2 separate regions of the Homo sapiens genome follow, and region 1 is linked to region 2. Evidence: chromatin loops called from intact Hi-C (ENCODE). Cell type or tissue: pancreas. All regions are shown on one strand. Links, peaks and the distances in the headings refer to the core of each region. The heading gives the core; the rest is flanking DNA. Region 1 holds the start of LINC00029 (long intergenic non-protein coding RNA 29). Region 2 overlaps HAR1B (highly accelerated region 1B).

Evidence for each region. A loop is a pair of places that touch in the nucleus more often than their neighbours do. Peaks named below come from ENCODE experiments on the same cell type or tissue, not always from the same donor. Only the 100,000 strongest peaks of a DNase experiment are listed, where the experiment ranks them.
Region 1: a loop joins it to region 2, with 4 times the contacts of the local background. A loop is called at or near these places in 2 of 110 quality-filtered maps.

Annotation. Positions count from the first base shown.
Region 1 is chr20:63,027,593-63,044,021 of GRCh38, reverse strand. It overlaps LINC00029 (long intergenic non-protein coding RNA 29), which reads left to right and starts at 6,994. Exons shown (of 4, transcript NR_028295.1): 1 at 6,994-7,974; 2 at 8,301-8,457; 3 at 8,581-8,739; 4 at 9,354-9,805. LINC01056 (long intergenic non-protein coding RNA 1056) reads right to left here and starts at 6,011. Exons shown (of 6, transcript NR_033369.1): 1 at 5,837-6,011. LOC105372718 (a long non-coding RNA gene) reads left to right here and starts at 16,266. Exons shown (of 3, transcript XR_007067718.1): 1 at 16,266-16,429. RefSeq lists enhancers at 8,488-9,211, 9,212-9,936, 10,660-11,384, 14,855-15,406 and a silencer at 15,701-15,770. In pancreas, for the core only: no CTCF peak of the experiment used is centred there; no DNase peak of the experiment used is centred there; H3K4me3 peaks cover 401 bases; H3K27me3 peaks cover 1,712 bases.
Region 2 is chr20:63,086,297-63,100,813 of GRCh38, reverse strand. It overlaps HAR1B (highly accelerated region 1B), which reads left to right. Exons shown (of 3, transcript NR_152601.1): 2 at 4,631-4,777; 3 at 4,901-5,321. Among named protein-coding and RNA genes, the nearest start is that of HAR1A, 7.7 kb to the left of the region's middle. In pancreas, for the core only: no CTCF peak of the experiment used is centred there; no DNase peak of the experiment used is centred there.

The DNA of each region.
Region 1 (16,429 bases), core at 6,518-11,517, 60 kb after region 2:
GTTCCCCTGACATTCCCGGTCCGCAGTGCCCACGTTCCCCTGACATTCCCGGTCTGCAGTGCCCCCGTTCCCCTGACATTCCCGGTCGGCAGTGCCCGTGTTCCCCTGACATTCCCGGTCGGCGGTGCCCACGATCCCCTGGCATTCCCGGTCCACGGTGCCCGCGTTCCCCTGACATTCCCGGTCCGCAGTGCCCATGTGGGAAACGCTGCAGAGATCGAGTGTGTGCACCACGACCTGGCCTGGTCCAGAGACTGCGCCTGTCCCTGAGTTAACATCGTTGTCCCCAGGATCGCCGGCAGCCTGGGTTCTTCTTTTGGGATCAGGGCCTTGGTCGTCTCTATGTGTTTGGGATGGAAAGAAACAGAGCCCGACTCGAACTATACTGCGAAGCCCCCTTCTTCCTTCAGGAAGCCTTGCTGCTGTGGAGCCACGACGCTGCTGGTGTTGGAAACGGCCCCAAAACAGCCCCGACCATGATGCGCATCGCAGAGCTGCTCAGGCACCAGCCAGGCGTGCAGCAGAAGCAGAGAGCACCCCAGCTGCCCGAGCCCTTCAGGGTCCCTGGCTGCAGTTCACGACAGAGGCCCACGGATTCCCCGCATGGGGTCCCTGTGGCCTTGCAGGTGCCGTGGCCACCGGTGGGGACCCAGCCAAGCCGCACTCAGCCCCCACGCTGCACCTCTCCATTGCCCTCCGCCCAGGCCTCAGCCCAATGCTGAGCTTTGGAATGAAGGGGTCCTATGAATGATATGGTGTCCCAACCCCTCCATTTTCTTTTTTTCACAGCCGAATCTCTGGTCATTGCTTTTCTTTCCTGGCAGCAGAATATCTGCTCATGAACGTTTAATAAAGTAAAATCCCCCAGGAAAATCCACAAAGGGTGAGGGGAGTGGGAGACCGAGGAAAGCCCGGGAGAACAGGGGAGCTCCTCCCCAGGAGCCCAGGCCCTTTAATCCATCCCCAGACGAAGCCCCTAAATGCCCCATGAACATCGAGAGGAAGGGGAGGGTCAGGGCCACAGCAGGTGGAGATGCCTGCACCCATTGGAGTCCATGGGAGAAAACAGCACATACCCAGGGGTTCGATATGGGATGCCGGTTGAAGAGGTGTGAGAAGGTCCCCATGGGGATGAGGAGCAACTCGGAAAGTCTCAACTACAGGAAGCCAACGCCACCCTCAGGCTAGAGGGACACAGGGACAAACTGGGTGTGCAGTCACAATTCAGGCGGGAACGGCTCTGTCCTGGATCAGAGGTGACATTTTACTGGAATTAAGTCAGTATTCACCTGATGTAGATTGTAATACATTAAGATATATACTGGTTTCCTGGAGAATCACTAAGAACACAACTCAAAACATGGTTAACAATTAACACAATCGGCAGCAGAATTAGCTAACAGGGTAACTGAGATATATTTGCTTAACACAAAAGAAGGCAGTAAAGGAGGAACAGAAACAAAAAAGACACGAGACATGTAGAAAGCAAGGAACAAAACGTCAGAGACAAAAATGCCACTAAACCAACAACAACACTGTCGGGTGGCAGAAATTATTGGACTGGATAAACTACTCCAGGCCCAACTGCATGCCATCTATAAGAGACATGCTTTAAATTTCAAGATGCAAATACACTGAAAGCAAAAGGACAGAAAAATACACATGATGCAAATAACAACTGCAACAGAGGTGGAACACAGATATTCCATCTGACAAAATAGACTTCAAGGAAAAAAATACTAGAGACAGAGGACATTTTATAAGGATAAAAGGGTCAATATTGACAGAAAGACATAAATGTATATACATGCCTAACAAGAGAACTCCAAAATATATGAAGTAAAATGAGACAGAACTGAAAAGAGAAATATATTATTCAATAATTATCATGAGAGATTGCGATGCCCATTCTCCATAACGAATAAAGCATCTACACAGAGTACCAGTAAGGACACAGAAGACTTTAACAGCACTGTCAACCAACTTACCCAAACTCTTATTTATAGATCGCTCCCCATGATGACAGCACTCAGCAGCAGTGCCACACTTTTCAGGAGAGCCCGTAGGCTAGACCCAGAGCAAGTCTCACTCATTTAAAAGTATTTAAATCGTACAAGGTATGTTCTCTAATACAATGGAATTAAATTAGAAACCAAGAACAGAAATAGCCAGGCACGGTGGCCCGTGCCTGTAATCCTAGTGCTGTGGGAGGCCAAGGTGGGTGGATCACCTGAGGTCAGGAGTTCGAGACCGGCCTGGCCAACATGGTGAAACCCCATCTCTACTAAAAATACAAAAATTAGCTGGGCATTATGGCATGTGCCTGTAATCCCAGCTGCACAGGAGGCTAAGGCAGGAGAATCACTTGAACCTGAGAGGCAGAGGTTACAGTGAGCTGAGATCACACCACTGCATTTCATTCAGCCTGGGCAACAGAGCCAGACTCCATTTCAAAAAATAAAAATAAAAATAAACTGGAGAAATAAGTTGATATTTGAGAGCTAAACAACACATTTCTAAATAACCCATGAGTCAAAAAAGAAATCACAAAAAAGAAAATTAGAAAATAATTTGAACTTATGAAAACAAAACCACAACATACCAAAACGCATGAGATCTAGCTAAAGCAGGAAATTCATAACTTTAAATACCCATATTTCAAAGGCAAAAAGGTCAATAATATAATCATATTATATCAATAATATAATCAATAATATAATCTTCCACCAAAAGAAACAAGAAAAAGAAGAACAAATCCAACCCCAACCAAGCAGAAGGAAGATAATATAAAAGACCAGAGTGAACAGCAGTGCAGCAGAAAACAGAAAGCCGATACAGAAAACCAGCAGCATCAAACTTGATTTTTTGAAAAAAATCAACAAAGTGGATAAATGTTTAGCAAGAATGCCCATGAAAAAAAGAGAGAAGACACAAATTACTAAAATCAGGAATAAAAGAGAGAACACTGCTACTGATCCTATTGAAATTAAAAGGATTATAAAGGAGCATTATGAACCATTTTATGCCAACCGTTTGACAACTTAGATGAAATGGACAAATTCCTAGAATGACACAAATTACCAAAATGAGTTCAGGAAGAAAGAGAAAACCTGAAGACACCCACAACAAGTAAAGAAATTAATGCCCAAATAGCACTGGCTTCACTAGTAAACTCCATCACATATTTACAGAAGAAATAACAGCAATCTCACACAAAATCCTCAGAAGGTAGAGGATGAGGAAACACTTTCTAATTCATTCTATGAAACCAGAATTACTCTGGTATCAAAGCCAGGCAAAGACACGAACAGACTATAAGATATTATCCCTCATGAACGTAAACCAAAATATCCTTAGTAAAATTTAGTAAATCAAGTCATCTATGAAAAACCCACAACTGACATTACAGTCAATGGTACGAGACTGAAAGCTTCTCCCCAAGATCAGGAAAAAGACAAGGATGCCTGCTTTTGCCACTTCTATTCAACACAATACTGGGAGTTTTAGCCAGAGCAATTAGGCAAGAAAAAGGAACAAAAGGTATCCAAGTTGGAAAGGAAGAACTAAAATGGCACGTATTTGCAGATGATATGCACCATGTAGAAAAGCCCAGAGAACCATTAAAAAAAAAAAAAACTGTTAAACCTAATAAATGAACTCAGCAAAGATTCAGGGTACAAAATCATTACTTAGAAGTCAGCTGGACACTAGCAATGAGCAATCCGAAAAGAAAAGAACCCCACTTACGATAGCATCGAAACGAATCAGATGCTTAGGAATAAATTCAACCCAGGAGGAAAAAGACTTGTATGCTGAAAACTACAAGACGTTGATGAAAGAAATTAAGAAGACACAAATAAATGGAAAGTCACCCGTGTTCACAGACTGGAGGACTTACTGTTGTTAAGATGAGAGTACTACTCAAAACAATCCACAGATTCAACGTCATCCTTATCAAAATCCCAACAGCAATTTTTGCAAAAATTGAAAACCTTTATCCTAAAATTCATATAGAACTTCCGGAACCCTAAATAGCCCAAACGATCTTGAAAACGAAGAACAAACTTGGAGAACTCACGTTTTCTGATTTCAAAACTTACTCATAAAGCTACAGTCATCAAGATAATGTGCTGCTGGTAAAAGGATGGATGTAGAGGCCAATGGAGTAGAACAGAGAACCCCCATATGAACCCCCATATACATGGTCCATTGACTTTCAATAAGGGACCAACACCAGTGAGGAAAGGGCAGCCTCCTCAACAAACGATGCTGGGAAAAAGGTATTTACACATGCAAAACAATGAAGTTGGACATTTATCTTACAACATATACAAAAATTAACATGAAATGGATCAAAGACCTAAATGTAAGAGCTAAAACTATAAAACGCTTAGAAGAAAACATAGGGGCAAATTATCACGACCTTCAACATGGCAATGGTAAATGGCACAGAAAGCATAGGCAACAAAAGAAAAAAGACAGGGCCAGGCATGGTGGCTCACGCCTGTAATCCCAGCACTTTGGGAGGCTGAGGCAGGAGGATCACCTGAGGTCAGGAGTTCAAGACCAGCCTGGCCAACATGGCAAAACCCTGTCTCCGCTAAAAATAAAAAAATTAGCCAGGCATGATAGTGGGTACCTGTAATCCCAGCTACTCTAGAGGCTGAGGCAGGAGAATCGCTTGAACCTAGGAGGCAAAGGTTGTAGTGAGCCAGGATCGCACCACTGCACTCCAGCCTGGGGGACAGATTGAGACTCTGTCTCAAAAAAAAAAAAATTTTTTTAACAGAAAACAGATAAATTGGATTCATCAAAATTAAAGTTGTTCTGCATTAAAAGACACTATCAAGAAAGTGAAACGTCAGCCGGGCGCAGTGGCTCATGCCTGTCATCCCAGCACTTTGGGAGGCCGAGGCGGGCGGATCACGAGGTCAGGAGATCGAGACCATCCTGGCTAACACAGTGAAACCCCGTCTCTACTAAAAATACAAAAAATTAGCCGGGCGTGGTGGCAGGCGCCTGTGGTCCCAGCTACTCGGGAGGCTGAGGCAGAAGAATGGCGCGAACCCGGGAGGCGGAGCTTGCGGTGAGCCGAGATCCCGCCACTGCACTCCAGCTTGGGTGACAGAGCGAGACTCCTTCTCAAAAACGAAAAAAAAAAAAAAAAAAGAAAGTGAAACGTCAACCACAGAGTGGGAGAAAATATTTGCAAATCATATATCTGATAAGGGTTTTAATACCCAGGATTTATAAAGAACTGCTACACTTCAACAACAAAAAAATTCCATTTAAAAATAGGCAAAGGACTCGAATAGATGTTTCTCCAAATAAGATATAAAATGGCCAATAAGCACATGAAAAGATGCTCAACAGCACTCACTGGTCACTAGGGAAATGTGAATCAAAACCACAGAGACACCACCTCACATGCGATAGGACGGCTGCTCTCCAAAAAACAAAAAATTAGTTGGGTGTGGTGGCATGCGCTTGTAATCCCAGCTACTCGAGAGGCTAAGGCAGGAGAATCGCTTGAACCCGGGAGGTGGAGGTTGCAGTGAGCTGAGATTGGACCACTGCACTCCAGCCTGGGCAACAGAGTGAGACCCTGTCTCAAAAAAATAAATAAATAAAAATAAAATAACAAGCCTCAGAGAGGATGTGGAGAAGTTGGAATTGATGGCGGGAATGTAAAATGGAGCAGCCACCGTGGGAGACGATTTGGCAGCTCCTCAAATAGTGGAACACCGAACTGCCTTACGATCCAGCAATTCCACTCCCAAGGGTAGGTCCGGAAGAATGAAGACAAACACCCAAACAGACACTTAGGCTCCCATACCAGCGTTACTCACAATGGCTGAAAGGTGGAAACAGCACAGTTGCCCCCAGCAGATGAATGGAGGACAAAATGCGGTCCATCCACCCATGGGAATAGGATTCAGCCAGAAAAATGAAGGAAGTCTGACACTCGCTACCAGGTAAATAACTTTGGAAGCGCTGTGCTGAGCGACCTCGGAAGCACTATGCTGAGTGACCTCGGAAGCCCCGTGCTGAGCGACCTCGGAAGTGCCGTGCTGAGCGACCCCGGAAGCCCCGTGCTGAGCGACCCCGGAAGCCCCGTGCTGAGCGACCCCGGAAGCCCCGTGCTGAGCGACCTCGGAAGCCCCCTGCTGAGCGACCTCGGAAGCATTGTGCTGAGTGACATAAGCCAGAAACAAAAGGACAAATGTTGTATGATTCTACTTGCATCAGATATCTAGAAGAGCCTAATTCACAGACAGAAAGTACATTCTAGGTTAAGAGAGGCTGGGGGTGGAGAGGAATGGGTAGTTGTTATTCATGGAGACAGGGTTTCTGTTTGGAGTTGGGGATGTAGCTGGTGGTGATGGTGACACAACATCGTGAATGTAATTAATGCTGCTGAGCGGGACACTTACTTAATTTTTTTAACTTAGCAAACCAAATTCGACTATTTATTTATTTATTTTGAAACAGGGTCTCACTCTGTCACCCAGGCAATGGCACGATCTCGGCTCACTGCAGCCTCGACCTCCCGGGCTCAAGCCATCCTCCCACCTTGGCCTCCCAAAGGGCTGGGATTACAGGCATGAGCCACCGTGCCTGGCCAAATCCAACAATTTATTTTAAAAAGATAATACTGTACACCATGATCAAGTGGGATATTTCCCAGGACTGAAAGATTGGTTTAACAGCCAGAACTCAATTAATGTAATAAATCATATTAATAAAATAAAGGACAAAAGCCACATGATCATCCCAACTGATATAGAAAATCCATTTGACAAAATCTGACACCCATTTATAATTAAAAAAAAACTTTCAACAAACCAGAAATGAGAGTGAACCTCCTCAACCTAGCAATGGAATCTATGGAAACCTACAGCACGCTTCCTGGGGAAAGCCTGACCGTCTCGAATCTATGGAAACCTACAGCACGCTTCCTGGGGAAAGCCTGACCGTCTCCCCACGGAAGGGAGCAAGTCAAGGGGACCCTCCCCTCCCGCTCCTCCCACACTGCACAGCGGGTTCCAGCCAGGGCAGTGAGGCAAGAACATGGAACTCAAATCACCGAGATTAGCAAAAAAGATGTAGAAGTACGCCTCACGCCGTAGGTGGAATCGCCTAAGGAATCTACAAAGATAAAATAAAATGAAGTAAAACCTGATAAGATGATCGAAGGAGTTTAACAAGATCATGGGGCGTAGGATATTTCTGCACTGACAGTGAACACCCCAAGATGAAATGCAGAAAGCGTCCTGGTCAAATAGCATCAGAAAGAATAAGCTACTTAGGAATAATTTCGCAAAGGAAGTGTGAGACTTGTACGCTGCAAACTGCGAAACATGGCTGGTAAAAAGACCCAAAGAAAACCTGAACAGATGGAGAGACTTCCCACATCGAGGCTGAAAGGCTGAACCCTGCGCAGACGGCGGGGCTCCCGCGGTGCTCCGTGTGGCCTTCATCCCCCTCTGGCCGTGTTCCCTCCCCGGCTCAGAGCCACTCCTCCTAGTTACCACCCTCGGCCCTCCCTCTGCAAGCCCAGGATGCCCGGGCCACAGGCCGGTGAGCTGGGGATCCAGCCTCTCCTGGCGTTTTACCCACGTAGGTGACAACTGACGGCACTGGAGCAGAGAGGCTGACTGCCCGAGGAGACCAGGGAGGCTTGGACCCCAGGCTGGAGGGGGCCGGGGACCCAGACCCACTCACTTGATTTGGAAGGACACAGGGCTGTCAAACCTATGCAGGGTCATCACACCCGGCCCTTCGTTTGTCCCTTTTCGGCCAAGCTCAGGACCCTGTAACCCAGGAAGACAAGCTCGTGGTTCTGAGATGACCCAGGGAATTGGCCAATCCCACCCGAAACCCTTGTTCCTTCCTCTGGTCATTGACGTTCCTCCCAGACGGCTTCGAGAGCCCCGCAGATCCTTCCACTACTCCCCAGCCTAGAAGATCCAGGTGTGCGGGGGACCCTGGCAGGGGACATACCTGCTCGGCGCTGGCCTGTCCTTTACTCAGAGAGGCAGCCGAGGGGGGTTGGGGTTAAGGGGGCCATAGAGGGAGAAGGGTGAGCCGCAAAGAGGGGGACCTCGAAGAAAGCAGCACCTTCCGCTCCCGCCGAGTCAGCTGCCACCTTCTCTGTGTCCCTGTGTCCTCCTGCTCTGCCCTGCCCTCAGCCAGCTGCCATCTTCTCTGTGTCCCCGTGTCCTCCTGCTCTGCCCTGCCCTCGCCAGCTGATACCTTCTCTGTGTCCCTGTGTCCTCCCGCTCTGCCCTGCCCTCCAGGGACAGAAGCCCTCGAGGTTCTGGCTGGGCCCACGTGCTGAGATGCCTCTGAGAAAGCTGTCTTTCCATGGTGGATCCCGCTGGATGCCCGTGAACACGGGGCCAGCTTGCAGAGAGCTGGAAGGAGGCCTCCTGGCGGCACCCAGGCCTGACACAGGTGACGGAGCAGGGGAATGGCTCAAGGTGAGGAGGGTGGCCTGAGGGCAGCTCCGGCCGGGTTTCAGAGCCCCGTTCAGTCCCCTGCAGTGCCATCTGGATTGGATCGTCCGTTTGTCCACAGGATGGCACAGCAGATGCAACCGTGGGCCTGGGGCCTGGGGTTCCTGGTTGGTGGCCAGGAGAGGCGGCCAGAAGACTCCATGGCTCCCAGGGCCCAGTCGCAGCTGAGAGGCTCCCCGTCACGATGGCCAATAGCCCTTTCTCCAAGGACAAGGATGGGGTGATGGCACAACATGTGTGGGTCGAGCACACCTACCCATGTGCACACATGGGTGTGCATGTCCTGCTGGTGGCTGACCCGTGACCCTGCATGCGTGTCCTGCGGGTGGCTGACCCGTGACCCTGCATGCGTGTCCTGCTGGTGGCTGACCCGTGACCCTGCATGCGTGTCCTGCTGGTGGCTGACCCGTGACCCTGCATGCGTGTCCTGCGGGTGGCTGACCCCTGACCCTGCATGCGTGTCCTGCGGGTGGCTGACCCGTGACCCTGCATGCGTGTCCTGCGGGTGGCTGACCCGTGACCCTGCATGCGTGTCCTGCGGGTGGCTGACCCGTGACCCTGCATGCGTGTCCTGTGGGTGGCTGACCCGTGACCCTGCATGCGTGTCCTGCTGGTGGCTGACCCGTGACCTTGCATGCGTGTCCTGCGGGTGGGTGACCTGTGACCCTACAAGCATGTCCTGCTCACGGGCACACCGTCTGCCTGTGCACAGGCCTCTGCCTGCCCACCTGGCGGAGTCCTGCCTGGATGCTTTAGCGTCTCCAGCCTCTGTGCGCTTTGCTTCTTTGCTCGGATTTCATTTCTGATTGCGGAATTTTACTCTCAAACCAAAAGATGCTACATGCCGCTCCTGACGCCGTGGCACGGAATCACGCTGCGCGTCCCTTGTTTCCGGATTTCTCTTCTGTGGCTTATTGATGGCACTCAAGCACCGCACAGCAATGACGTCTGTCCTGGCAGGGCACACGCACTCTGCGTCTGAATGAGTATTGAGCTAATTCCAAAGCCCAGCAGAGACGTGGGCGCGCGTTTATCTGGAGGAGACCAGGCGCGCCATGGTTGGCTCTGGCCGCGGGACCCTGGGCTGAGCACCGACCCAGGCCACCCCAAGTCACCAAAAGAGGGTAGGGAGGGGTGGACAAAAGTATTTATTTTGCCTATTTTCTTGCCAGTGTCCAGATTCAAATGTACTGTTTTTAAACTACATTAGCACTTTCTGCCCTGTGGCCTGCAATGATTGTGCTGTGATTATTCAACACCATAAATAATAATGCAGCATTTCACCATCGGGTGTCACAATGAGTGGCTGCTCCTTATAGCCTGAGACGCTGGGCGCCCCGGGGTCTCCTCTCAGCGCCATCCCATCTCCTGTGTGAGCCAGGCTGTCCCAGAGCCTGCAGCCTCCCAGGCCACCCCTGCACTTCCCTACGGCCAAACTCTGTGAGTTTGAGAGCCCCCCACAGGGTGACTACGCAAGAGGAAAGAAGCCCCCAGCAAGCAGGGCCTCCTGGGCCTGTTCCTCCATCATCCATCACCCGTGACCCAAGACCTCCACCTCCCTTCCTGTTCTCAGGTCACTGCCCACTCCCTCCCACCCCACCCCCACCCCCAGCCCCGTGACCCCAGGCTTGGGCCTCCTTTGTTTCAAGAGAGTCCAACACCTCCCCGACCCCCAGCGGCTGATTCTTCTCTGGGGCTCTCATCAGACATTCCCATCTTGGAGAACAGGGCAGGGGGTGTGAACCTGTGAGCAGAGCTCCTCGCTGGGAGGGACCAGCTCTGCACACCCCCTGGAGACACCAGAGAACATTCTAGAGTCGATGGCAGCCAAAATGTGCCTGCCCCAGGGGCTTGGCAGAGTGATGAGGAGGCCACGTGAAACACAGCTAGTTCACCCATCACTGACGATTGTTCCTCCACAACCAACTGTCACCACCAAAGTGGGGGAGGTGCGTGGGGGAGGGGCCCACAGCGCTGGGTGGGGGTGCTGGAAATGGAGCCCCAGACCCGAGGAGGCCCGGGTGGCTGCACGGTGCAAATCTGCACAGTGCAAAATGCAAATGCAGGAGGAAAAGTGCCCTCAGAGCCACAAACAAAGCCTTCTCCTTCCTTCCGCATTCTCTCTATTGACTTGCCGGCTGTCTTTCATTTGCTATTGAATGTCATTCTAAGTAATGCAAATATAAGTCAAGGCACACACGCACACGTTAGCTGCGGGGCAAAGCCACCGAAACCTCTGCACGCGTGCTCTGCGGCTCCTGCACGATGTGCATCTTGTTCCTGCAGCACGGTGGAAACGCCACGCAGCCTCAGCGTCCTGCTGGCCATTCATACCCTGCCGGGACGCCCTCTCAGTTGCTGTTGGGTACGAAGGACTGAAAGGAAAAGCCGCGGTCTCCTGTCTTTCTCTCTCCTTCCACATCGTCATCTGCAGTGCAGGTGGCCAGCTCACATGGGAGTCCCAGGGAGACGGGGGGGATGTGTCCTTGGTTGTGTGGGCATCTGAGAGCAACACCACCTCCTTTCTGCACTTGGGGCCAGCTCTGAGTCAAGGGAAAGCGTGGCCTCTCGAACCACTGGCACCTACTGGCTCCGCAGTGGACTCGCACCCTGACCATCTCCAGCTTCCTTCAGTCATGCTCACGCCACCATCCTTAGATTGCACTTACAAAGCGAGCATTCAAAGATAAAATTACTAAGAATTTCAAGATTGCTGCAGCAGGGCATCAAACTGCATGCAGGTACTTCTGAGCAGACCACGTGGCCTCCAGGTCTCTCCGCTGAAGACGGCCTTGCCCCTGCCAGGCAGATGGACAGTCCTCCTGTACCAGGGAGGCTGAGGAGCACAAGGCTGGCTGCACCCAAGCCCCCAAGTCCAGCAGCGCAGGGACAGTGTGACCACCCGGACAGTGAGGAGCCCGGGACACAGGTGTGCACAGATCTGAGACCCCACCAGTAGCAGGTGCTTTCTGTGGGTCAGGCGCTGCCTCCCTGATCACACACAAAACTGAATGTCCCGGGACCCCAAGTCAGGGGTTGAGCTCCCCACACTCGGAAGAGGGCGGTGGGAAGGAGGCCCATCAGGACCCGCTGAGTGCTGGGAAGACGCTACGTTCTGTGGACACTCGGCAGGCAGCTCCTGAAGGCGGCTCCTTTTATTTATCCCACGGCAGCTGTCCTGGGGCTGCTACTGGCTCCTGATGGATGAGGGAAGGGTGGCTCCGAGGGGAACAGAGTTGGGATCAGAGGCCAGATCTGAGGCCCCGAGGTCCCCACTTCTGACCATACACCACCCAACAAGCTGGATCCTTCTCCACACTCCAGAGCTGAGGCTCTGCACTCCCCACCAGGAGACCATCCTCTCACCCTCCTCTGATCCAGATGAAATCCAGCCAGCGTGTCCCCACCTGCTCTGTGCGGACAGCCCCAGGAACCAGAAAGGGACGAGAGGGGCCACAGCACCCTGCTCTCCGCCCCAGTCTTTCCCTACAAACAACAAATCCAACCCTCCCAGGCAGCCCCATCAGAGGGAGTAGGGCTGCTCCTTCCCCGAAGGAGAAGCAGAGGCCGTCCTGAAAACTTGGCTGGGGCACGCCCAGCAGGCTGCAGCCCTGACGCCTTCATCGTCGTGGCCCAGTCATTCAGGGAAGCTCTGGATGCCCCGGCCACTCACCTCTGCAGCGTCACCTAAGATGCAAACAAAGGGCCCCTCAGTGGCTCTTGCCCCCACCCTGCCTGGACCCAACGACCAGCACCCCTGAGTGCCCGTGTGGCAGAGGAGCCCCCAGGGCAGCTGTATTCCTGCTGCCAAGGGCAACGGGCCAAGCCAGGTGGCCCCACTCCAACGACACCGTCCCTCCCCAGAGTCAGCAGCAGCCTCACAAGGAAACTTCAAGCACTCTGGGTGCCCGCCGCACGTGCCCACTGGGTGGGGGTTTATTCTTTCACCCAGCCCATGGGGCATGAACTGCACCCCCACCCTAAGGACCAGAGAGCAGAGGCTCAGCATGGGGCATCACCTGCCCAGGTGAGCACAGGTGGAGCTGGAGGGGCCCGGGCCTGGCTCCTGAGGCTGGGAACCAGCCTCATCCACAGTGACATCCTCCCTCCTCCCCCAGCCCCAGGCTCCCACGCCCCCTCTCCCCCGACTCAGGGTCACCTCCTGCCCGAGCTCTGCTGGTCCCTGGACAGGTCAGCCCTGCCCGCCTCCGGCTGCAACACTGGCCATGTTACCGGTGCCTCTCGTCCCAGCACTGACTCTTTATTTATTTTTTTTTTTTGAGACGGAGTTCACTCTTGTTGCCCAGGCTGGAGTGCAGTGGCACGATCTCGGCTTACTGCAACCTCCACCTCCCGGGTTCAAGCGATTCTCCTGCCTCAGCCTCCCGAGTAGCTGGGATTACAGGCATGCGCCACCACACCCGGCCAATTTTGTATTTTTAGTAGAGAAAGGGTTTCTCCATATTGGCCAGGCTGGTCTCGAACTCCCGACCTCAGGTGATCTGCCTGCCTCGGCCTCCCAAAGTGTTGGGATTACAGGCGTGAGCCACCGCGCCCGGCCCCAGCACTGACTCTTGCTGCTCCAGGTCGTCTGTGGTCCTGGAGACACGGTAATTGAGGATGGGCTGATAGTTGCTTTAGAAACGTGAGCAGGGAGCCACGCCAGAACATTCTAGAAGGGCTGCCAGGAGCTCACGAGACAGTCAGCAGGGAGCCGGCATGAGGGAGGCCAGTGGTCTCCCCGCGCACCCGAGGCCAGGGCACCGCCTGAGCTGACTTTTGAAGCCCATCCTGCGTGGAGGTCCCCAAGCCCTTCGGGTGACACGTTAGCAATGGGAGGGCTTTCCTGAGCCACAGGGTCCTTGAGGAGCAGCAGCTGGGACCCCTGGCTCTGGGTCCAGCTCCACGATGCCTGGCAATGCCCCAGCAGGCACTGGGCTCTGCCACCCCCGATGCTGAACCCCGAGAGCAGCTCCTGCTACAAGGCCGTGTTTCCCAAAGCGTGAGCGGGACACACGTCCTGCTGGTGACTGCGCCACGGGAGAAAGGGCACGCCACGAGCAGCGCTGAAGGAAAATCGGGAAGCGGGAAGCAGCCCCAGGTCCCCCATGGGAGCGCGTGGACGCCCCGCTCGCACTCCCTCTCGCTCGCAGGGCAGTGGCGTGGACAGAACGAGGTCCTCTCCAGGGAAAGCCGACAGCTTTCCAAGGGGACTAACGGGACCTAACACAGCATCGTGCTTGTCCTGGGACGGAGTCACCTGTTTTTAACTAAAAGTGGTCACTTTTGTCCCCTGTCTTGACCTGTGAACTGTCTGCACCATTTGTGAAACACTCATGCCGTTCTTCTGTCTCCAGAGCCCCGAGCAGGGTCGGAGCAGCCTCTGGTCCTACACAAGGGGCCTGGAAGCGCTCCCACCTCCAACATCCCCAGGCCTGCGTCCGGCTCCCACAGAGGGGTCCTGAAGGGCCTCTCCCAGCCCCAGGCTCTGCCTCCACGACCCGGGCAGGGGGCCCTTGGTGAATCTCAGGGCTCTGATTCACCGGCTGGAGGCGGAGTCAGGACACCTGCCTGCTCCCAGCACGGGCCATCGGCCTGGCAGTTTGCAGCCTTGCCTTAAAGGGAGGAAGAGAACAAGCCCGGAAGTGCAACTCGCTGCCTCGGGTGGGAGGGCCCGCGCGGCACGGAGGATGCAACTCGCTGCCTTGGGTGGGAGGCCTGCGCCGTACTGAGGATGGGATGCGCTATTGATTTCCCTCTCTCACCGACCCAGACCATGAAATATTTATCTTTCCTCATTGAGCCTCTGCTTGAGTGGCCTCAGGCCAGTTCCCCTCGGGACCCGAGAGTGAATTGTTGGTCAATAACTCAAAACAGTGGAGCACTGGCAGCGCCAGGTCAGGCCTGGTGCCAGCAGCACCGCCTTGTGGGCAGGACGCAGGACAGGGAAGGAAGCCTTTTGGGGGGGGTCCCCGCACCTTCACGGCAGCACACGCGTGATGAATGCACTGGACGCCGCCCTGAATCCAGGGAAGGCGTGTAGCGGGTAGAATTTAAATGAATTCCCGAAGCCCAGTTGTCCAGTCCAGGCTGAGAGGCTGAGACGTGCATGGACGTTGGCAAACTTGAGCCTGCACACAGAGACGCAGAGGCCCGGGGGACCTGCACACGGAGACGCGGAGGCCCGGGGGACCTGCACACGGAGGCGCGGAGGCCCGGGGGACCTGCACACGGAGGCGCGGAGGCCCGGGGGACCTGCACACACAGACGCGGAGGCCCGGGGGACCTGCACACGGAGGCGCGGAGGCCCGGGGGACCTGCACACGGAGGCGCGGAGGCCCGGGGGACCTGCACACGGAGGCGCGGAGGCCCGGGGGACCTGCACACGGAGGCGCGGAGGCCCGGGGGACCTGCACACGGAGGCGCGGAGGCCCGGGGGACCTGCACACGGAGGCGCGGAGGCCCGGGGGACCTGCACACGGAGGCGCGGAGGCCCGGGGGACCTGCACACACAGACGCGGAGGCCCGGGGGACCTGCACACGGAGGCGCGGAGGCCCGGGGGACCTGCACACGGAGGCGCGGAGGCCCGGGGGACTCGGGTGCGTTTGGAGTCATCATGGGAAATAACACAAACCGTGGCCTCGCCCCTGCAGGGTGGGCCTCGCTCAGCCTCCTGCGCCTCCCAGCAGGAGCAGCTCTTCTACTCAAGCCACTTGTGCATTGTTGAGAGCTGAGCTGCTTAAAAAGGCAGGCGTACCTTCTAAAAGGTAGGACTGCACCGTCTCTGAACAGACTCCCTCCCCCAGAGCTCGGCACGGGAGCAGTTTGGGGAGCTCAACGGAGCGTTCTATCCCAGAAGAGCGAGGGGACTCCGCTCCCACACACCCAAGGAGAGAGCCCCACTGGGCCACCATCTTCCTGAGTCCCGGCCGCTGCCCCACCCGCCCCGGGGGAAAGGGGGTGCCCAGAGCAAAGCCCCCATGGGGGAGAGGCTGCGGGCGGCCCCCTCAGGGAAAGAGTCATGGGCCGGGGTTTCCAGGGCGTGGGAGGGAGGCAGGAAGGAGGGAAGTGGATCAGAGTGGAGACCCCCCAGCCCAGCAAAGGACTTTGTTGCCAGGAGAGGAGGAAGGAGAAGAAAAATGGAAAACCTGCTGTCAGGAAAGAGGCTGAGCCTTAATCTCATGCCACATGAGGGCACTCTGGCAGGCAGAGCCCGAGAGCAGGCACGGCTAATGCCCTCCTCCACCGCCAGCGCCCTCCGCTAATTGAGAACCTGATGAAGCTGCAGAAAGAAGGCCCTGGATCAGCTCGACTTGACTCGCCGACGCCAGGCCCGCACCTGACGCTACTTCACCAGCCTCCTCCCCACCAAACCACTCCCCGCCGGCCCCCTCCCCACCGGCCCCCTCTCCACCGGCCCCTCCCCACCGGTCCTCTCCCCACCGGCCCTCTCCCCACCGGTCCACTCCCCGCCCGCGTTGGTTCTTCACTCTTCACAGGGAACAGGGCAAGGACAGCTGGGACCTTGGAGAGGAGGGGCCTGAGCACACAACAGACATCGTGAAATCAAGAAACGCAAAACAGCCATGATAGATGCTGGTCCGTCCCGGTGCGCAGGCACCCGCATAAATTACCCTATTAATAAGTCGCTTACTCTCCTGGTGCAGGCAAGGGCTGGGTCCCCGGGAATTCACCCGCCCTGGCCTGGAGAGGTGGGCCTGGTTAATTTCAGCGTCTGGTTTTAGGTGAACAGGTCAAGACCGCTCAGAGGGCCGTAGTCCACGCCACAAGGCCCTGTGTCACACCAATTCTGATTCCATGAAGTGTCCAGAACCAGCAAGTCCACAGGGACAGCAAGGAGCTGACAGGGGCAGTGGGGAGACTCTGATGGGCTCCTTTCGGGGTGGTG
Region 2 (14,517 bases), core at 2,943-7,942:
TGGGGCCCTAGAAACAGCTCCTGCTCTTGAATTCCCCACCCCTGTGTGCTCAATTTCTCTGGGCCTCTGGGTGCTTTTGAGGTTCCTGGCATTTACCAAGGAGAAAGATGCAGGAGGGGAGGCTGCAGGGCTGTGGGGATGGTGAAGTCCAACCCAGCCACCCCCAGCAGGATGGTGTGTGGGGCCGGACACCTACCAAGATCTCTTCCCAGCTTTTCTGTGGGAAGGAGCCGGCCAGGGCCAGAACCCTGGCTGAGACATGAAGCTAAAAGTGCCTGAGGACTTGGTCCCAGGTCTCTGTCCTCCTCCCCAAATGCCTCCGGAGCCTTCATCTCTTCAGGCACCTCACTCACTTCCACCCAACCCCGCCTGCCCTGGGCGGACCCTCCCCCAGCTCTGCCCTCCCCCACACCCCAAACCCACCCTCCCCATTCTGTTAAAACAAAGCCCCTCTTAGCAGGGTATGTCACGTGGCGCTGCCGAATTATTCCATTAATTTATTATTCATGATGAAAAATTATTCTAATAACATTTCCATACTATTAATATTCCAAAGACGAGCCGTTGAGAGCCCCTTCCTGCGGCCTCCTCTTGGCGAGAGCCAACTCTATTTTTAACAAAGTGTATTGAAATTTAAATCTAATCACCCACAATATGCTACGTTTCACAAATACGCTCTCAAAGAGTCTGTGAGAGGAGCCAGGCCCGGTGGTCCCGGAGGAGGCAGGCGGGTGGGCCCCTGCCGTGGGCGTTGGAGGTGCCATTCTCGGCTGCCCCCAGCCCTGCAGATGGAATCTCTGTGCCACAGCCCCTTTCCTCACTGGGGGAGCCGGGCCAGGCGACCCCTCCTTGCTGCTTCTCTCCCTCCCTCCTTCCTTTTTTTCCTTGTCCCACCCCTCAGTCCATCCAGAGACTCTCAGAGTTTGGCTCTAGGCAGGGGGTATACGGGGGTCTCTAACGGGAGCTGACGTCTGAGGTCAGGCGTCCTCAGGAGAGGGTGGAGCCGCTCCCTGGCTGAGACAACCTTTTCTGACCACTCCCTCCTCCCTTTGGCTGCCTTCTCTATGTGGAGGGGTCTTTGGCCCCACCCCCAATGCACACTGCAGCCCAAGGTGGGCTGGAGTCCAGCTGCCCAGGGAGGGTCCTCATGGGCACCTTGGGGGACATCTTGTCTTGTTCCCTCTTCCGAGGTCGTGCCACATGCCTGCTGCACACAGACACCTCCGTCCATTGCTCAGTCATACGTGTACACACAGGCAGCCTCAATCATCCATCCGGCAGGGGGGGACCTCCTTCTGTCTGGGCTGGACATGGAAGAATGTCTGTGGGAACGGGAGGGTATGAACGTCACAGGAGACAAACAAGGTCTGCAGAAAATACTGAGGGAGCTGCCTTGATAGGAGGTGAAGGGGCAGGGGGAGGTGAAGGGCCAGATGTCTCCCAGGAGGGAAGGGAGGAAGAAGGACCAGGTGCCTTCCTGAGGGGAAAGACCAGGCACCTCCTTGGGATGGGAGACTTCTACAAGAGAAGAGAAGCAGCTCTTCCAGGTGGGTCTGAGGGAGGAAGGGATGGGGGTGAGAACTTGGGTTGGGGAGGACACTCTTGTCTCCATTAAACTGGAAGTAGGATGTGAGATATAGGGGCCAGTGAGCAGGAGGCCATGGAGGAGAGCAGAGCGGCTCATGGAGAGCCTGTCATCCATTCATCCATCCATTAATTCATTCACCCATTCATTCATTCATCTATCCTTCCATGCATCTGTCATCCATCCATCATCCATGATCCATCCATGCATTCACCCATCTATCCATCCACCCACTCATTCATTCATCTATTAATCCATTCACCCATTCTTTCATTCATCTATCCTTCCATGCATCTGTCATCCATCCATCATCCATGTTCCATCCATGCATTCACCCATCTATCCATCCACCCACTCATTCATTCATCTATTAATCCATTCACCCATTCTTTCATTCATCTATCCTTCCATGCATCTGTCATCCATCCATCATCCATGATCCATCCATGCATTCACCCATCTATCCATCCATCCACTCATTCATTCATCTATTAATCTATTCATCCATCATCCATTCATTTATCCATCCATCATCCATCCATCAATTCATCTATCTACTCAATTCATCCATTAATCTATTCATTCATTCATCCATCATGCATTCCTCCATCTACCCATCATCCATCCACCATCCATCATCCATCCATCTGTCCATTGCTCACTGCACCGGCTACCTGGCTTTCAGTAGGATGGGACCTTGAGGGTTCCAGTGTGTGTTGGGGTTTGGGGTAGATCTGCATTCCTAAGTAAGAGCCGGAAGAAGGGGCTGAGTGGAAGCCACATGAATTTGATCAGGGAGAAAAGGAAAGCAGGGAGGGGCTGACCTTAGACATGCTCAGAGCTGCTGTTTTGTGGGGGCAGCCAGACGTCCCCCTCTGTTAGGGAATGCACAGCCTCAGTCAGGGCACGGTCGCTCATGCCTGTAATCCCAGCACTCTGGGAGGCCAAGGCAGGTGGATCATGAAGTCAGGAGTTCGAGACCAGCCTGGCCAACATGGGGAAACCCTGTCTCTACTAAAAATACAAAAAATTAGCCGGGCATGGTGATGTGCGCCTGTAATCCCAGCTACTCAGGAGGCTGAGGCAGGAGAATCGCTGGAACCCAGGAGGCGGAGGTTGTAGTGAGCCGAGATCGCGCCACTGCACTCCAACTTGGGCGACAGAGCGAGACTCTGACTCAAAAAAAAAAAATTAAAAAAAAGGGAATGCACAGCCTCTGTGTAAAGTCCTCTCTGGTACCCACTGCACAGATGGGGAAACTGAGGCTAAAAAGAGGGTGACGCCCCCCCAAGGTGTGCAGCCAAGCAGCTCTGTCCGCATTCTCTAACCTGCCGTGGTACAGTGAGGGTGGGTGCTTGGAGAATTCATTCTCCCAGGCCTGGCCTTCAGAGGAAGAGGAGTTAGGAAACTCCCCCAGGGACCCCTGTGTGTGTATCAATGGTACCTCGGAACTGGGAGGACACAGGTGCGACAGCCCCATCCCCAGGGGAAGCCAGGGACCTTGAGGCTATGGATGGGATGCCCCTGGGCCCTGGGCATTGGGGATTTAGCCGGCCCCGCACTCCTCCTAAGCAGGACGTGGAGGGTGAGCGGCTCGAGCTGTGTCTGAATCCAGCCTATCGCCAGCCTCAGAGGCGGAGGCAGCACCTCACAGCCATGCATCTCCCCACGTGTGGGGGAGGGCCTGTCCCCTTCCCACCCCCATCCCCACCCCACTCGCCTCGTCGACGTTCCGTTGAGAGGTTTCTAATCCCTCCCCTGTGAACCCAGCGGCGGGCGGATGTGCGTCCAGGGAGTGGGCAAGGGTCCCAGCCTGGCTGCCCAGGGGCATCCTTGAACTCAGCAGCCTGCTGTGAGGGTCAGGGCTTGGCCGAACAACAGGTGGACAGTCCGAGGGGAACATGCCACCATCTGTGTCTGGGGAGTGTGGACCCCAAGCCAGGTACAGGGTTGTGACCTGGAGCAGATCTGGGCTCCATGGGCTTCCTGCATGCAGCCCGCCATTCCACCCCAGCCCCACCCTGGCCTCAGCTGTCCCTTAAGCAGGGGGGATGCTAATCCTGACCTTGGGCTTCCCTGGGGCAGAATTAGAGTGCAAGCCCCATCGAGGGGTCAGCTCGCAGGAATTTGGCAAGTGTCAGACCTCACGCCAGTGCCACCCCCTGTTGGGGTCCCAACGACGGCCACCACACTCGCTTTGGGGCCAACAGGGGCCCTGGGCCTGGGGTCGTGGCTCTGTAGGGTCCCTCTGCTCATCCTAAGCCCGCACATCCTCCAGTCATGCTCATCACACTGATCCCCATGGGGCCAAGCAGGCCTCCCGCAACCCCACCTGAGAGTGGGCACAAAAGAGCCCAACCCAGGGCTCCTTCACAGGCAGGGCCCAGCCCTGGCAGAGGCCAGCACAGCAGGGCAGGCCCCTGGTGCAGCCCCATCCCCACTGTGGCCACTCAGGACTGACTGGCTTGGAGATACATGGTCAGAGACAGAAACCAGGAGGCAGACGGGAGAAGCCATGCTCCTGAGGCCCTCGTGGGTCTCCCGGGCCGGGCCACTGTGTAGGGCCCCTCCACAGTTAGGTACAATTCTATTTGCTGAGCGGAACCAGCAGTTACAAAACAAAGTCCAGGTTTTCTAACGTGTGGAGGAGACGTGGATGCAAATGCTGGCTCCGAGCAGCTATTCTGGGCCTGGAGCCCTCCAATGCAGGAGAAGCAGGCAGCGGGCAGCAGGCTGGGCTTGTCCTGGGACAAGAGGAGTGCCAGCGAGGTGGAGGCTGGGGCCACGTGACTATCCCCATTGTTCCTGGGGCTGCCCTGTGCCCACGCCCTGCTGCTGTACATTCCTTCCTTGCTTGCTCCTGGGGAAGGCAGAGGCCCCAAGGAGCCTCCGATAGCCCAGGACCTGGGACCTTGGCCTCCTTGAGAGTCTCATCCCTCCTCCTCCGTGTGAGGCCCCCAGCCAGAGCCCAGCCCCAGGGTCTCAAGGGTCCCCTGCCTGGTGCATTATTTTTTATGCCATTTAAGCGGCCACTTTCTTCCCCAGGAAGGAACTTCTAAACTAAAAGCTGGCAAGACTCAGCAGAAAAAAAATATCGAAAGCTGCTTCTGCTGCCCCAGCTTCACTCAGGCCCTGGCTGCTCCTTCACTGGTCTACACTGCTGCCTCCTGGAACCACCCACTCTGCAACCAGGTCTGATGCCCGGTGTGGACATTCAGGGATGAGGTCCCCTGGGGCTAAATGAATGAACAGATTCTGAAAAGCAGAAGCTACGTCCGGGGGTCTCTGGGCCACAAATCACTTTCTGACCTGCAGCCGTGAGGCGTGAGGCTCACTCGGAAGCTCCCGGAACCTGGAGACTGCCCTCACTCAACACTTGAACAAGCAAGGGGCCAGGTTCAATGAAACACCTGCCCGCCCGGCACACCAGGCTCAAAAGCAAGCAAGCAAGCAAACAAACAAACAAAATCAAATCAGGCCTTCACAACTCCCCAAATCATGTGTGAGTTTCTACAGAGCAGAAGCCAAAAATATATGTTATCTAACTAGGTCCTATTTACATATATTTTTATGGCTGCTCTAAAAAATTATCACAAACATAGCGGCTTCACCCCGTTTCCCCTGTTGTGATTATTACACATTGGATGCCTGTATCAAAATATCTCATGGACCCCATAAATAGCAACACCCTGTATGTACTCATGACAATTTTTTAAAAAAGAACACTTACACTTTCCATTTCTGCAGGTTAGACGTCTGAAATGGTCTCCCTGGGCTAACATCAGGTCTTGGGAGGGCTGGTTCCTTCTAGAGGCTCCAGGGGAGAACCCCTCGGCCCTCAGTCCCATCCTCCGTCTTCAGAGCCAGTGGTGTCTCGTCACTGAGACCTGCTCTGCCCTCCGCCTCTATGTTGAAGGGCCCGAGATTCTACTGGGTCCCCCCGGATAATCCAGGGTCACCCCTCCGTGTCAGGCGGCTGACTGGCAGCCTCATGTGTCCACAGTTTCCGTGCACCGGGAGGTGGGCATGTTTAGGGGCCCCCATTCTGCCTCCCATGAGTCTGCAGGGCCTGACTTTGTAATTTGGGATCATTCTTAGGGTACCCAGATACAACAAACAAAAACGCAGCAAACAAAAACACAGGGTGCCCAGCTCAACAGGAAGTTTGGAGAAGCAGTGACTGATTTTTTAGTGTAAGTCTGTCCCAAATATTGTAGAATCCATCCAAACGCTGCCGGACACCCTGTGTCTCAGCCGCAGGATGGCCACGCTGCACACTTAGTGCGGGCCCGGAGCTGCCGGTGCAGAAGGGGGTTTCTGAGTTGGAGGGATGCAGGTGCGGTTCCCCCCCAGCTTCCTTGGGATGCCCAGTGTGGACATACAGGGATGAGGTCCCCTGGGGCTAAACGAATGAACAGTTTTTGAAAAGCAGAAGCTACGTCCAGGGGGTTTCTGGGCCTCAAATTGCGCAGACTTGCGGTGCTGGGGAGACGTTTTGCCTGCAGGCAGCAGGCTCTGAATTGCCCTTTAGCTCCCGACCTGGGGTACAGCGAGAAGGAGGAGACGGAGGCAGACCGGCACGGGGTGGTCAGGGACAGCGGTGCTGACACACGGCTGCTCAAAGATGACTTGGAACTCGAGGCCCAGCTCGTTATTCTGGGGGTGACTGGCTCCCAGTGTCTGGACGGGTCTGAGCCCCACCACAGCTGGCCTGGACTGGACTGGAAACCGTGCCCATTAACGACCCCTGGGCCACCCAGAGCCCCCAGCTCCGGAGACCCCGGGGTCTGGTTTGTGGCTGTTTGTCGCCCACGGGCCCCTCCACCAGCTCCTTTCGGTGAGTGTTGATTCAGGGAGAACCGGACGGTCAGGCACTGGTTTACTCTCTGGAGGAAAGCAGGAAGCTGAGAAAAGCACTTCACTGCTGCCACACTGAGTGTGGCTTGTTTCCTAGAGAAGCCTCTGTGTGGTGGTCCCGGCCAGGCCGCGGAGCAGCGCAGCCTTGGGGGCGAGGCACCCTCCCCTCCCCATGCCCATGGGGCTCTCCTTCGGGACTTCAGCACCAGGGGAAGTTCTTTCTCCAGAGCAGCCGTCTTGGCCTTCAGGCTGGAGTGCGGCTCACAGAGGCCGGGCAGCCAGGAGACAGCGGCTCTGGGATATTCCAAACATACTGGAGAGCTCACGTGTGTGCACAGGGAAGGGCGGCCGGTGAGCTTGAACTGAGGGTGCGGTCACCAGCCAAGTTTTCCAAGGAGGCGCCCTCCAGATTCACACCTGGGTGCAGCTTGCGATGTTTACATTTTTTTATTTTTTTGAGATGAAGTCTTGCTCTGTCGCCCAGGCTGGGGTGCAATGGCACCATCTTGGCTCACTGCGACCTCCACCTCCCAAGTTCAAGTGATTCTCCTGCCTCAGCCCCCTGAGTAGCTGGGATTACAGGCGTGCGCCACCACGTCCAGCTAATTTTTGTATTTTTAGTAGAGACGGGGATTCACCGTGTTGGCCAGGATGGTCTCAAACTCCTGACCTCAGGTGATCTGCCTGCCTCAGCCTCCTAAAGTGCTGGGAATACGGGGGTGAGCCACCGTGCCTGGCCAGCTTGCAATTTTTTTAGAGCCGTCTCTGAGTTCTCCAGCCACCAGAACCCTCGTAAAGAGGGGGTTGAAGCTCCCTTGGCCACAGGACATTGGAGGGTAACGTGTAAGAAGACCTTCTCAGGGAACCCCCTAGTCCCGAATTCTCTCCCTGGATTCAGTAAGAAATTATAATTAATTTCTTTTTCAGTAAAAGGCAAAGCTATTTTTAAATTGCAAGCCTGATTGAATTAACAAAATGTTAGACAATTACCCGTCCTTTTAAAGTTTTTCATGTTCTTTAAAATGCATCTTGAATTTATTTATGTATTTTTTTCTGTTTCCGTCCTTTTCCTGTGTCCTGGATGTTAGGTAAAGAGTATGGCCTCCTAGATACCGACCTCATGCCATACGGATGCAGTCAGGCTCTGGCGGTCAGGAAGGTGGCTCCGGAGCTCGGCTCTGCACCGCATCCTCTGCCCCCTGTTTCCCGAGATTGCTCCTGGACACACCTTTCTCTCCCGCCCTGTGGGGTACACAGCACCCATGACAGCTTCTGTGGGACAAGAAACGGTGCGGGGCGAGGAGGGCGGGAGGCGGAGGAAGCAGATCTGGGTCTGGGTTCTGTTTGTGGAGTGGAAATGTAAGAACCAGGCGAGCTGACCGGGTGGCTGGGCCGTGTGGACCCAGATCAGCACTGTGCCATGGTGCTCTCGAGAGCCAAAGAGCCAGCCCACCTTGCAGGGCTGGGCCCGTCTGTTCCAGAAACCACATCTGCAGCCATACGGCAGCAGCTGCCTGTTGACGGCAGCGTTGGATCCTCTGACCACAGCTGAAGCTTTGACCAACAAAAGTCCCAGGGAGCTGCTCAGGGCGGGATCAGAAAAGAGGGTGCTTAGCAAGCCACACGCCACACACCCTCCCTGGGAGGCCCTGACAGCGCTTCTCTCCCTCCCATTTTCGCTCTGGCAGCCATCGTGGCGCAGACCGTGGAGCAGGGGCAGCTCTTACCCCTGGGTCTGGCATCAGGAGCGTGTCCCACCGGCTCTGTTGCCGCAGCCTCAAAGCCCCACGTGGGGCAGCAGCCGGATCGGCACTGGGGGAGCCGGAATCCATCAACCTCGGCCTCAGATCAGCATCCGCCCAGCCCTCCTGCCCCACATCCGAGCCATTTCAAGGGCTGCAGGGACATTGGGATGATGGGGAAGTGGGCCGAGGACAGCCCCAGGGAAGGCTTTGTCTGAACTCCTCAAATCACCGGGCGCTGACATTTGGGATTTTTGCCTTCCTGGCGCACCCCCACCCCACATGCACACTCACGTGCATGGCGTCGGCAGGATGTGGGTGCTGCAGAGGTGCCCCCACTTCTGTGTCTCCCACGCAGCCCCGGGAACCTGGGCCCCACAGGAGCCAGGAGCTGCAGCACAGGTCAGGAGCAGCCCTGCAAGCCTGCGGGGAGAAGGGAGCCGCCCCTGGTCCCCTTCTCCAGAAACCCCAGACTGGGGGTGAGGGTGTCTGGTGTGGGTGGCCGGGAGTTGGTGCTACACATTGAACAGGGTCGTTCCGGCACCGTCTCTGTCCGCTCATGCAGACAAGGATCAGATTTGCACACCCCAAGTGCAAGGGGACACCTGGGGTGCCCTCTGCAGCGCCTCCCTGCGGGGCAGCCCTTCTGTGGGGTGCTCTGTGAGGAGGGCCTGGGATCCGGTCTGCAGGAAACTGGATGGAGCGGGCCAGGGCCTGACCGTCTCCCCCACCCCAGCCCCAGGCCTTCCCCTCCCCATGCCTGTATGGGTGATCCCACCCCAGTCCACCTGGCTTGCCAGTGAGGTTTGCAACGCCTTCTCTTCAAGCCTTTGAGTAGACTAATTTGTACAGAATTTGCCAGAATTGACAACCTGCAGGTATGATTTCCAAAAATTTAACTGGCTTTTATCACCTGCCCTAGGACCAAGAAGCTTGACCTTTTCTCCCCAACTGCTAAATCGCCAGTCCTTTGGAGCAACAGTGTCCTCTACATAAAGGAGCAGTTAGACTAATTTAAAACAGTATTGACCTTTCCTTCCTGCCCTTTTCATTTTGACTAAATTACAGGGTGCGGCTCTGCAATTCGCCTTCCGGTCTGTGAGTGACTCCGAGTCAGCACCCACCTTGCCTTGCTGCTTAATCAAGGAGAGTGCTGCTGCTGGTGATGCAGGGCAGGGCACCAACGCCCTGGGGCGATGCAGGGCAGGGCACCATCCACCAACGCCCCGACCCAGCGTCTCTCGTGGGGTCAAGGTTACAAGGAAGGCGGGCCAGGGGCGAGGCCTGCCTCTGTCCACAGGCAGACACGGATGCCGAGGCTGGAAGGACCTTCCTGGCCCTCTCCTAACGGAGGCCCCGAGAGGGGAGGAGGCTGCAGGGATCATCCAGCCCCTCAGGGCAGCACTCAGACCAGCCTCAGGGCCATCAGCCAGGACGGCCGGTATCCTTGACTCTTGCTTCAGGTCCCAACACTCTATTTCAAGGGGATGCTGGGCCCTCCCCAATAACTCCCCACCGTGTCCCAGGAGAGCCTCCAGCTGGCCAAGAAGCCTCACCTGGCTCACAGCTTTGCTGCCCTTAAACTGAGGTCACAACAGGCCCTGGTGTCAGTGCAGCCTTGGCTCCCAAGGGTGACACATCCGCGCCTTTCCGTGGATCCCAGGCTGGTGTGGGGAGGGTGTCAGGTGGGCAGGTGGGCTGCCAGGATGGCTGGCACAGGGGTTCCTGGGGCCTGGGACATCCAGGGATGGGAACGGGCAGGTGTCCTGGGGAAGGGAAGGCTGGCCCGAGTGTCGCTGAGGCCTTGAGAATGCCCTGAGCAGAGGGAACAAAGTGTCCTGGAGGGCGGCCCAGCCAACGCCTCCCGCAAGGGTCCAGTGGAAATGTAAAAGCATCTTGGGGGCCAGGCGCAGTGGCTCACGCCTGTAATCCCAGCACCTTGGGGTCCTGGCGCAGTGGCTCACGCCTGTAATCCCAGCACCCTGGGAGGCCAAGGTGGGCGGATCACAAGGTCAGGAGATCGAGACCATCCTGGCTAACACTGTGAAGCCACGTCTCTACTAAAAATATAAAAAATTAGCCAGGCGTGCTGGTGGCATGCTCCTGCAGTCCCAGCTACTCAGGAGGCTGAGGCAGGAGAGTTGCTTGAACCCAGGAAGCGGAGGATGCAGTGAGCAGAGATCGTGCCACCGCACTCCAGCCTGAGTGACAGAGTGAGACTTCATCTCAAAAAAAAAAAAAAAAAAAAAAGCGAGGCAGGGGGAGCGGCCAGGTCTTTCGTCTAAGAAACATGCTCAGCTGATGACAGGGCCTATGAGTCTCAGTGGCCTGGCATGAGCATCTACTACATGCCTGAGCACCTACTGTGTGCCTGAGAGCCTACTGTGTGCAGCCCCCTCAACCCCAGGCACTTCCCAAGCAGAACATGTGACTGAGGGCTCCCAGATGTGGCTCCCGCCACCTTGGCAGCTCACTGATGGCTTACAGAGCACTCCTGGTCTTGGCGTTTAATACATATAATGAATTTATAGCACCCAGTGTATATTGGAAATAGTTTAACTTATCAATTCCCTGAGTCACTCACAATCCCCTTTTTCAATTTCCTGAAGCTACTTGGTTTGAGCCAATACTCCAGTCATGACCCAGCGTGGGCAACCTTTTCCTGTAAAAGCCAGATCACCAGTCAATGTTTGTCCCCGGGGGACATTTGACAGTGTCTGGAGATATTTTTAATTGTTATAATTAAACGTATAATAGGGAGAGGATGCTACCGCCATCCCATGGGTGAGGCCGGGGAAGCTGCCACGCTGCCACAGTCAGAGCAGCCCCCACCAAGACCCTCGGTCCCAGATGCCAGCAGCGCACGGCTGAGAGCCTGGCCCGCGGTCCTGAGGGCACACTGGGAGCTGAGTGTTGCACCGCATAACAACGGGGGCTTTGGGTAAATCTCCCCAGCCTCCGTCTGGTCGCCCGCACCCAGGGACGATCTCCCCAGCCTCCGTCTGGTCGCCCGCACCCAGGGACGATCTCCCCAGCCTCCGTCTGGTCGCCCGCACCCAGGGACAATCTCCCCAGCCTCTGTCTGGTAACCTGCACCCAGGGACGATCTCCCCAGCCTCTGTCTGGTCACCTGCACCCAGGGACAGAGATGGCATCTTGGGTGGGTGTGGCTCATCGCAGCATATGTGTGAGTGACTAAGTTCCGGGAGGACGCAGGCCTGCCTGACAGGTGCTGGTACTTTTCCAGGCCTGGGGGTGGCGTGACTGACACACAGGTGCCTCCCGCTCTTGGGGTTACCTGTGGGGTTGCCGTGAGGCCGAAGTCACAAGTGAGTTGAACAGCCTGGGGCACAGGTGTGGTGCAGGTGGCCCAGCCTGCAGGCCAGGTTGTGACAGAGGCAGTCTCTGCAGCCAGTTCTCACCCTAATGTGCTGGCAGCCAGCCCTGCCGAAACCCCAGCGTGTCAGGAAAAGAACAACTTTCTCAGAATGTGCTTCATGCTCAAAAACGGGCCCCATCAAGCAGGTCCCCTGGTGCGAGGTCTCGGGGCGCCCTGCCTCTGGGCTTCCGGTGTTGCTCTCGGGGTCTAGCCGTGCTCAGTAGGGAAGTCAGGGTCAGGTGCAGTGGGAGGCTTATCCCAAAGGAGGCCAGCTACTCTCCCACTAATGTATAATGATGTGGTCACAACGACTCCATATTTATACAGTAACTACCCACCCTAGGGTTTACCTGATGATTTTGCTTGGAGTTAGCATGTGAATCAGGGTATAATTACCCCGCATAATTGTTCAATCTCATAGTAACACTTTAATTTGCAAAGCAAAAATAACCATGTGATTACCCTGCAATTACATGATAGTTACTATTCAATTACTTCTATAGAGTTTGCGGTATGTTTACAGACTGGCTAATGCCCATGTGCCCTTCCCTGAGTAGTACCATGTTCTCAGGTGCCTGGGTGACAACTGTCTGATGAGCTATGTCTGTCATCAGCAAAGCTCAAGTCAGCTCTGGGTCCCCAGCTCGGGACCCTCTCCCAGCAAGCTCCGGGGGCTGCCTGAGACCCCAGCCTGCAGGTGCTCCCGCCTCACCACCACCGCCGCCAGCCTCCCCACCCCTTCCACTCTCAGGACGCTCTGAGCCTGAGCCCGGTGCTGGGCAGGTGTTCTGATCGCACCTGTTACACCACAGCTGCAGCCCAGGTGCTGGAGACGCTCATCATTGCAGCAAGAGGAACAATGGCAGCCTCTGCTCAGAGCCTCCACCTGCCTGGTCCTGTAAGGAAAGGCTTCCCCTGGAGGGGTTGCTTCATCCTCGCTGAACTGTGATCACGGAACTGCAGCCATTCCCGTCTGGAGGTGAGGAAACTGCGTCCAGACACGAATGCGTGTCCCAAGTCTACACGGCTGATGCGAGGAGGCCCATACCTGTCTAAATCCAGAACCCACGCCCTGGGTCCCTGCAGGCTGAGGTTGCAAGGGGTTCCCTGGAAGGCACAGCAGGTAAACCTGGGGCCGTGCTCCCTCCTGTTGGGCAGGGATAACTTCTGCACACCTTTGCCCATTTCTCTGGGGCATTCGGCTGCCCTAGCATGGAGCCACCTCGTAAGAAACGGAAGAGGACGCTGCCCAGGGGTCAGGCACGGGGCCCCGACGGTGACTGGAGCCCAGGCGCACAGAGCCCGGGAAAGGCGGCTACAAGAGGCTGTGAGCGTAGAGTCACCTCCTTTCCTCTCTTCGCTGATTTAAAAAGCGGTTGTAAAAACGAGCATGTACAGAATGGGCTCTGGTGCCGGTAGCACGTGGAAATGGAACACGCGTGTCATGCATGGGCCTGGAACCACACAAAGGTGGGAGGGGGTTGGGGCTGTACCAGGCTGAGGAATGAGCACGGACGGTGAAGGAGCAGCAGCAAACTATGGGCTCGCGGCCTCGCCAGTCGGGATAGACACGCCACACCACACAGAGGGCAAGGGTGCAGGGACGCAGGAGCGGCACTTCCCCTTCCCATGGGAACCCAGCTGATTCTGGCGAGGTGTCCGTGGGACCCCAGCGCAGCCCCTGAAAAACAACTCAGAAGGAAGAAGGGCCGCGTGCCGGGAGCCTGGTGGCAGCCGGAAGAGCAGAGACGTGAGGAGGGGCTGCAGGGTGGGGAGTGGGGACCCCCGCACCAGGAAGCCCACTTCCAACAGAGGTGAGGCTTGTTTTCCTGCTCGCTGCTTCCTGGGCCCAGCAGGGTCAACCCCGGAGTCACAGGGGTCCCGCGTGCCTTCACCCAGTGGGCCCAGACGCATCTGTGTACACCCTTGCTGAGCACTCAGCATGAATTTTTCTGCCCTTAAGAATCAGTGCCTCACTCAGCCCGGTGTTTGCACTTGGCAATCAGAGTGAGCTCTGGATGCCACAGACAGGGTCATGAACCTGGTGCAGCCACAGCTGGGCTCACCCCGGCCGACAGCACCACCCCCTCACGTCCCTCAGCCCCTCTTTCTCCACATGCGGCTGGGACAGGGGAGGGAGGACAGCCGCACAGCCCTCTGCCAGCTCAGGTCTCCTCCAGAAAGACCCCGGTGCGCACTGCAGGCTGTTAGAACAGCTGAGGTGTTCTGTGTCAGATTCACGCACACGCACACACGTGTGCACACACGCCCAGAATCACGCCTCCTGTGGACACAGGCCTTCTTAATAAGTGGACGTCCACCCACGGGAACGCGGCTTGGCTTGGGCCCTGTTTTTGGCCAGTCCGCAGGGCCAGGGCCTGATTCTGGTAAGGACCACGTGAGCTGCAGGGCCCCGGGACCCTCCCTGAGCAGTGCCAGGACCCTCAGCTCCTGCCAGGCCCTGCACTGGCCCACGGTGATGAGGCAGGTGCACAGGTCTTACCTGGGAGCAGAACGTCCTTGGCTGGACATCTGGTCTGAATGGAAACACTACTGAAGTGAGGCAGGACGCTGTGTGGGTCCCCCCCATAGAGGCCGACCTGCAGACGTGAACGCAGCTGACCAGGTGCCACAGGGGTGCGGTCGGAGGCAAGGGGGCTCTCGGTGAGAGGGAGAGCAGCCCTTGGGAAGGGTCCGGGGCACCCGGGAGAGGACCAGGGGAGCCTTAAACACGGCGCATTCCCAGAGCGCAAGGTTGGGGTGCTTCATTCATCTTAAACTCCTGTCTCTGCGCGGCCTCACAGGCAATCCCAGAGCTCCTAGCGCCTCCGACCGTCCTGGGCTCCCACAACCCCTTGAGTGATAGCCAGGCACCTCTTTCTAGAGCCCCATGGTTGAGCAGCTAGACTTGCATTTCAAACCATCTGAAATCCAAAATGAGAAATAATGATCTG